Regions from separate parts of the Homo sapiens genome. Here regions 1 and 3 are each linked to region 2. The links are chromatin contacts, found by Hi-C or POLR2A ChIA-PET in ENCODE. All regions are on one chromosome and are shown on one strand. The core of a region is the stretch at or near the end of the contact, and the rest is flanking DNA. Distances in the headings are between cores, read along the strand shown.

Evidence for each region. Hi-C counts contacts between places; a loop is a spot of excess contacts on that map. ChIA-PET counts read pairs that join two places held with the same protein, here RNA polymerase II (POLR2A). Pooled maps may share reads with other maps.
Region 1: a loop to region 2 is called in a map of A673, with 8 times the contacts of the local background. The contact joins the promoter of TEX55 here to the promoter of COX17 in region 2. A Hi-C loop is called at or near these places in 15 of 168 maps with a recorded cell type or tissue (A673, CD8-positive, alpha-beta T cell, GM12878 and 10 more), 33 of 37 single-sample maps with no recorded cell type and 27 of 50 pooled maps.
Region 3: a map of CD8-positive, alpha-beta T cell shows a loop between it and region 2 (18-fold over the local background). The contact joins the enhancer-like site here to the promoter of COX17 in region 2. A Hi-C loop is called at or near these places in 2 of 168 maps with a recorded cell type or tissue (CD8-positive, alpha-beta T cell and ascending aorta) and 8 of 50 pooled maps. POLR2A ChIA-PET finds 5 or more read pairs at or near these places in 1 of 52 experiments (H1).

Annotation. Positions count from the first base shown.
Region 1 is chr3:119,144,796-119,147,495 of GRCh38, forward strand. It overlaps TEX55 (testis expressed 55), which reads left to right and starts at 1,370. Exons shown (of 3, transcript NM_152539.3): 1 at 1,370-2,700. The coding sequence starts at 1,395. It also overlaps a transcript of IGSF11 not described here. RefSeq lists a silencer at 627-921.
Region 2 is chr3:119,675,991-119,678,690 of GRCh38, forward strand. It overlaps COX17 (cytochrome c oxidase copper chaperone COX17), which reads right to left and starts at 1,416. Exons shown (of 3, transcript NM_005694.2): 1 at 1,214-1,416. The coding sequence starts at 1,320. RefSeq lists an enhancer at 1,595-1,854.
Region 3 is chr3:120,416,032-120,418,731 of GRCh38, forward strand. All of the region lies in intron 2 of FSTL1 (follistatin like 1), which reads right to left. LOC124900546 (a long non-coding RNA gene) reads right to left here. Exons shown (of 2, transcript XR_007096030.1): 2 at 1,206-2,700. It also overlaps the pseudogene BTNL12P. Among named protein-coding and RNA genes, the nearest start is that of MIR198, 22 kb to the left of the region's middle. RefSeq lists an enhancer at 1,071-1,240. Within about 2 kb of position 1,385, at least 11 of the 41 ENCODE cell types and tissues checked have a DNase peak (open chromatin) inside an H3K27ac peak, as active enhancers do.

The DNA of each region.
Region 1 (2,700 bases), core at 120-2,619, 530 kb before region 2:
AAAATGTCAATACAGGTTATCTCTTGAGTGTTTGGGAATTTTTTTCTTTACGCTTTCTTTTTTATATTTCTATGATTATTACATTTAAGTTATAAAATGGAAAAATAAATCTCCAAAACCAATAGCACTTTGAAGCTACAAGCCATAGCCCAAGACCTATTTTACTCTAAACACAGTATCCAATGGTGTCATGCATTTTTAAATAAATAAGGTAGATAATTCATAAAGTGACATTCAACAAGCACTTCTTGAGCACCTATTATGTTCTAGGCACTGTTACATAAATGACTTTACTTCAGTGTGCTTAGATTCCCCTTTCCATTCCTAAGTATGGTGTCAAGTGTATCCACTCTCCTTTGTCACAAGTATTTGAATTTGGATTTTAAGTCTCATTTCTAATTGTTTAATGCAGTTAAATCCCTACTAAAGGAATATCTGGCATCACACTACCAACCCTTGGCCTGCCTCAGTGATTTCAGGCTTTGCAAGGTCAAAGTAATTTGTCTCATCAATCACCACCTCTGTACTGGCCTACTCCTGAAAGTAGACAGCCTACTGACTCTGAGGTGCATTCTTAAGGTTGATTGCAAAGTGGGAGGACCAAATCTCAAAAACTGGGCCCCACTGGCCAACACTATCAAATACAAATTCTCCACTTGCTAAATATTCCTTCTGGTATCTTTCTCCCACTTTCCTTACTCCCTTCCTTTCTGGAACTCTGATTTGGCCTCCTTCTAACTCGCCTCTCTGCTGTAAGACCACTAGATGGTGCAGTTTTAGAACCCATTCTCACTGGATCTTCTCTCCTCTCTCTGGCTCTCCCGCCACAGATCACATGTCTAATCCAGCAAGAAAACACCTTGGGGCAGGAGTTTCCACTGCCAAGACAGCTATACCCAAAGGGGATGGCAATAGCAACAACCTCTGTTCAGTTTTGTGGTCCTCGTGCAGCTGGTTGTGTGTTCATCTGTTGACATTTGGAGGTGCGGTGGGGGATGTTAATCAGAGGAGCAGTACCTGAGAGAGGGCCTCTTTCTCACACACTGCGGAGAACCTCTGTGAACAAGGAAGAGGGTAACACTCTAGGTGGCGATGCACGGAGCCCCGTGGCCTGGTTGCTCGGCAGGGTGAGGAGAAGCTGTAACTGCCAGAGCCTGAGAATCGCCCCTTCTCAGGACATGGCGTACTCCCTGCGCTCGCCTGCACACTGCAGGGTCAGCTGACTGCCGTCCCTCCACTTACAACAGCGGGACGGCCACTCTCCCTGACGCACGCAGTGACCCGAACAAAGCCCGTGGGAATCATGGGGCGTTCCTGGAGGGTCGCCTAGACGACCCAGCCCAACCCCACCCACAGTGCCTGGCAACCTAGACCAGTCAGGGACGCGGCAGGAAATGGAAGAGCCTCCGCAAGAGGCTCTGGCTGAACCCTTGAAACATGAAAGCCCAGCCGCTCCCTCAAGTGCTGGCCACACTAAGGGCCAGGAAGAAGACGACCAGAAGAACCAGGCCGAAAGGAAGGCAGATAACCACACTGCTCACAGAATAGCTGACCAGACTGCCCTAAGAGTGCCTAGCCAGGCTGAATCCAGCATATTTAGCCAAGCTACCAACGGAGTAGCTGAACAAAATGGGCATAGTACACCTGGTCAGGCTGGCCGCAGAGCATCCAACCCTGCTGATGTTTCTGACCTTAGAGCAGATGATCAGGTTAATCAAACACCGTCTGAACAGACTAAAGGCAAGGCATCTAGCCAAGCTAATAATGTACAGCATGAACAGAGTGATGGTCAGGTGTCTGGCCTGACGGAGGAAAGAACTGCTGAACAGACTGAACGAAGATTACCTACCCAGGCTGAGAGAAGAACTTCTGGGCAGATTGATGGTAGACTGGCTATGCCATCTGACCAGAGAGGTTCCAGACAGACCGACCACAGAATGGCAGGCCAGTCTGAGAGAAGAGCTTCCGAGCAGATGGACCGCAGAATGTCTGGCGAGGCTGAGCGAAGAACTTCTGAGCAGATTACACACAGATTATCCAAACTATCTGAGAGAAGACCTTCTGTGCAGATTGACAGTGGGTCATCCGTCCCATCTGACCAAAGTCCTTCTGTACAGATTGACAGTGGATCGTCCGTACCATCTGACCAAAGACCTTCCGTACAGATTGACCGCAGAATGTCAGGGAAAGTTAGGAGAAGAAGTTCTGAGAAGACTGACTACAGATTGGCTGGCCTGGCTGACCCAGGAACTTCTGAGCAGACTGACCTCAGATTGTATGGCCTCGTTGACCACAAAACATCTGTAAAGACTCACCACCAAGTGTACGGCCAAGCCACTGAACTAGCTGAACACCAGGCTATTGACCAAGCTCATAGTAATGCTGATCAACCTCCAGTTGACAATGCTCACTACACTGAATCTGACCAGACTGACCACTTAGCAGACAGACAAGCTAATCATAAAGACCAGCTGTCTTACTATGAAACACGTGGCCAGTCTGAAGACAGAATATTTCCCCAGTTAGGCAACAGCAAAGAGGACAAAGAGGCTGACTACAGAGTACAACCCTGCAAATTTGAGGATAGCCAAGTAGACCTCAATTCCAAGCCTTCAGTTGAAATGGAAACTCAGAATGCAACCACTATCCCACCCTACAACCCAGTTGATGCCAGATTCACCAGTAACTTCCAAGCAAAAG
Region 2 (2,700 bases), core at 166-2,665:
GGGATAGTGAGATCATTGTGAAGATAATAGCTAGCATTCATTGATCATTTATTGCCATGTATACTGTGTTAGCCACTTGACATGGCTTGTATCATTAACCTTTACAATAATACTGGAGGGAGTTTCTTTTATTAGAGTCATTTTACAGACACATGAGGCTCAAGGTCACCAAGTTAGTGGATTAAGATTCAAACCTTGACTGTGGATCCCAGACTCTTAATCATGCTGTCATACCATTCAAGGTTCAACAGCACTTACTGTTACCACTGGAACAATTTGTTCAGACTAGTCTTTCAATCCTACCCGTATTATTTACAAAGTACTGAGGATTAATAAAAGCACTGAGCTCCTACACTCTTATTATCCCATTATACCACTAATGATTTCTTTCTTATATCTACTATCTGGGAAGACAAAAGGGGCCAGAGGAAGAGATGCACATTCACGTTATCTGAGGACGTCCTCTAATGAGATTTGCTCCACAAGAGAGGCTATATAAAATGAGAACAAATCTTTTGTGGATTGACAATCTAGATGAACTATTCTTAATACTTTGTCCCCTGCGTCGTAGACTGATTGATTTTCAACTTTTGGTTGTCTTAAAAGGGTTGAAGCGTAACTCTTCAGAACTGTAAGGAATACACTCTGTGTCCTACTGTCTCTAAATTTTGGGAGAAAGCCTTAGAAATTACCAGAAAACCTTTCCTGTTTGGTCTTAACAAATCTATCATAGCCCTTACCACGTCGTATACAAGTCACTGGTTTATGTCTCCATTAACTTTAAGCTCCTTTATATCAAGATGCATCTTTATCCATGTCTACATCTTCGGACCTAACGCAGTGCTTAACCCATAACAGATACTCAACACACATTTGTAGGAAGGAATGAGTGGTTGAAGCTTGCCGTTCTCCTCTCTCTCCATCGTTTCCCGGTACTAAGCTACGGGATAAGTCAACAGAGACCCGACCACGAAACCTACAAGGCCCAATAATTATCTCCAGAGCGCCGCAATGGGGCGGGGCGGGGCGGGGCGGGGGGGGGGGGCAGACAGGGAGGAGGAGTGGGGGAAGGGGGGAAGGAAGAGGGCAGAGGGCAGAAGGCAGAGGGCAGAGGGCAGAAGGCAGAGGGCAGAGGCCGTAGGGCAGAGGCACCGGAAGGCACAGGCCGCGGCCCGGGGCTCGTCGGCCGCGCCCTCTCCGGCTGCGCACTGACCACGCATCGCGCGCCTTCTTGGTCTCCGGGCAAGCGCAGCAGGGCTTCAGCGGCTTCTTCTCCTGAGACTCAGGCGGGGCAGGGTTTGAGTCAACCAGACCCGGCATCTTTCGCGCCAAAAGCAGCTATGAGCGGAGACAGCCAAATCTATGCCAGCCTCGGCAAACGCCGATTCGTCCGCAGTCACTTCCGGCAGTCGCTCTAAAAAGTACAGGAAGTCCTGCTTCTCTCTGACAGGTGGGGAATTTAAAAGGAGCGCGTGCGCAGAAGAGGCAAAATTCGGGCCTTAACGAGAGGGTGCCCCCTTCAGCGCATGCGCAAGGAGGCCCGCTGAACGCTCACCTGGACTGTGGTATTTACACTCTAGGACTCTAGGTCATAGAGTATTTGTTAAATCAACTTGGGGAGGGCTCACGAAGAAAGAAAGCAGCAAGACAACTGAGAGATCTCGTAACACCCGCTCCTCCCCACCCAATATCGAAACGGAAGCCCAAGATGGTGAAATGATTTGTTCAAGCCAAACAGGAGAAACCATAAGTGAAAGCCAGTTCCCTTGAATAACAGACTAGTTTCCCCCTTTTCTTTTATCCGCCTTCTTCCTGATCCCCACACACTGCAGGCCTTTCCTCTCTTTCATTGACCTATTTAAAAATGAATAGCAAGACATAGAACCACCGAGTCCACAACTATTGGGGGAATTTAAAAGGTCCTATAACCCCCTATACACCTCCTACGCACATTAAATCCTCAGCTAATTTGCATTTATAGCCCCCCTCCAACTGATCTGAATTCAGTATGAATTATTCAGTCATATATTCGTTAATATACTGATGAATAAAATTGAAAAATACCATTTCCATAGCATTTCCTCAGGTACATAGATAAACTGGTGCCCGTCTTATTCGCAATGAAATGGATATAATCATTGGATTTTTTTCCTGCAGAGTATTGTTGGAAACAGGCAATAAACTCTTTTTTATTTTATTTTATTTTATTTTTTGGAGATAGGGTCTTGCTCTGTCGCCCAGGCTGGAGTGAAGTGGCACGATCTTGGCTGACTGCAACCTCCACCTCCTGGGTTCAAGCAATTCTCCTGCCTCAGCCTCCTGAGTAGCTGGGATTACAGGTGTGCACCACCACGCCCGAGTAATTTTTGCATTTTTTAGTAGAGACGGGGTTTCGCCATGCTGGCCAGGCTGGTCTCGAACTCTGACCTCAGGTGATCCGCCCACATCAGCCTCCAAAAGTGCTAGGTTATAGGCATGAGCCACCGCGCCTGGCCAATAAAATCATTTTTTAAAGCAGGACTTGGAGGCACTGTTCAATAGCTGCAGGGTGATAGGTATTTTTAGGTACTTAAACTTTCAGCATCACCTAATCAAAGTTTGTTTCTATATTATAGATATTTAACTCAGGGAATTTACAGGCGTGTCTGTGAACTGGTGCTGTATAAGAGTAATTTCTATATGTGTATTTTTCAGGTTACT
Region 3 (2,700 bases), core at 135-2,634, 740 kb after region 2:
AACATACAATCATAAAGGAAACCGTGTGACTGAGATGAACCCATTATGGAATGAGCCCATAATGAGATTATCTTTCAGGCTTGGGCTTTGCTCTGGAGTCATGGCTCATGGTCTTAAACAGCTAGATGTTGGGTCTTAAACAGCTGTTGGAGACGTTGCCTCCAACAGCTAGTGCCCTACTCCCAGATACTGCTTCAGCCCAGGTTCAGGTACTTCTGAGTCCCTAATATGTTTCTCAAAGAGCAAGAGTTCCTTTCTTGCATGCTTCCTTTCTTCTAAAAATGCTTGTTGAGCACCAATTTTATGCCAACACTACGCTGAGATGGAGATACAAAGGACAGACCCTGTCCTCAGGAAGCTCCATGACTCTCAGAGGAAACTCACAAAGAAAGAGACATTTGGAAAACAACACAGGAAGTGCAAGAACAGGATCACCAGGGAGCTGGAGGGGAGGAAGAGGGTGAGAATTTTTCAAAGGATACTTTCTGAAGATACTAGGTCTTAACTGATTCTTAAAGGGTGAGAGGAGTAAGTCAGGCAGAAATGGAAACATTGTACAGAACTATGACTATCTGAAGGACCCAAACCTGACTGAATGGTGTTCTAGGCATTATCATCTCAAAGGGCAAAAGAAGGATGGCTAAACCATTGGAAACGTGGATTCGCTATTTTTGCTATGGTCCCATTTAGCCCCTACCCATGTCTGCCACTGTCTTCAAGATTAAGAGGGCGAAGCTGCCTGAAAGTAGAACTATTCTCAAATCATTTGCTAGTCAGGCATTCCCCTGTTCAGACGTGTGCAGCAGAACTGACAAGGCAGGGAATGGTCTCAGTGTATGCCACCTGAGAATGTGGGGGTATTGACAGGCACTGATCTGTTGGTGGCTCATCCCTTCCCTCCCATTCACTGGTGGCAGAAAGCCAGCCCCACCTCATTCACCACTCAACCCAGGGGTAGTGGTGGTTGCATGAAGGAGAATGTGATTTCCCCAGCTTCTCATCCTGACTGGCTGGGCAGGCAAAATCACGAAAGACCTCCAGACTCAAGGCTACTGGGCTAGATGCTGTGACAAAACCAACAAAGACTGCAGGAGGCACGATGGGGTCATGGGGCTGGCTGGGGTAAGGCAGGGATGGAACCAGACAGTCCACCCTCCAGGCCATGTCTACCACATTATGCAGAGAACTCACACCCACAAGTCTTGTAACAGTACAATTCTTATAGTTGGTGAATGTTTTATACTCAAGATTAGGGGAAAAAAGCAAAAAGAAAGAAGAGGCTTTCGAGCTGAGGTGCTGTATCCAATACAGCTAGTCTGCTGCCACCCAGAGGCTGCTCTGCAAACTCCAGGTCATTATTTTCTGTCCCAAGCCAGCTTGCTGGTCATGCAGGGCTCCCATTGGTCTAGAAGCCGTTCTCAGCTCACATTTCATTGGTTCACATGCTGTTGATAAACCAATTCTTTTTTGAATGTTGCTAAGGCGAATTCAAGAAAGCTAGCAGGCGGGGAAGAAAGAGGAAGTAATTCCCAGAAGTCCGCGGGGATTGGAGAGCTTTTGTTTTCCTAAACAGAGAGTGGAGATAAAAATCAAGGATATTCTCCAGGCAGGGCCCTCTTGTGGAAACTGTGCCTGACAATGTAAGGCAACACGAAAAAGGAAGAGGAAAAGGTTTTTGCTGACGAGTTGTTCCCATGAGTTATGGACACACAAATGCATAAAAAAGCATGCTCAGACACATGCCTGCACTCAAAGACACCCGCACACAGCTCCACAGGCAAACACCCACAAACCTCCACTCACTAGTCTCTGTCCTTAACTAGTAATTTTCATTCTTTAAGGCTCACATGTCCTCATCTATAAAGTAGGGGTAAATGCCAACCCTGCCCTGCGGAGATTCAGTGAGATACATGTGGAAGTACCAACTGTAAAACAAGCTGCATATGAAACCTGTTATTCATGGGAATGCCTTATAGAGCTACTTGCAGAAAAGCCTGTGGCATGTATGGAACCTCCTTTTAACTTACATTGTTGTTTTTAGTAAGTATTAAAAACGGATTGAATTAAACCAAGTCATTTTTCAGGAATAGTTCTCAAAAATCCATTTGAAGAAACAGATAACTTTTGAGTTATAACAACTAATATTTGAATAGTACAATTTACAAAATGTTTTCATACACATGATTTTGTCTTATAGGGAAACCCTGCAAGAATAGGTATATTATTATTAACCCTATTCCATAGATGAGGAAATTGAAGACCAGAAAGGTCAGATAACTTGCCCAAGTTTCCAAAGCTAGAAATGAGAGGAGCTAGGATTCCAACTCGTATCTTCAACCACTGATAACTAAACTCCCATTTATAAATATCCGGCATCCTACTATTTTTATTATATGTGATTTAAGCTCTTCAATAACTCCTTAAGTTAGACATCATTACTAGCCCCATTTCACAGGTGAGAGAGCAGAGGCTTAAATAACTAGAAAGTGGCAGAGCTAGAATTCTGCCCAAAGGGAAAGCAGTTTATATTTGATTTATTTTCATATCCAGATGACGTAAGGAAATTATGATGGGGGTGTGAGTTGCATAATTAGCAAGTGTCGGGAGAATGTGCGTTAAGAGTGCGTCAGAGATTTAGGTTTAAATTACCCACATCCCACCTCTATTCCTTACTTGCTGGTCGTGGGCCAGGTGCTCTCT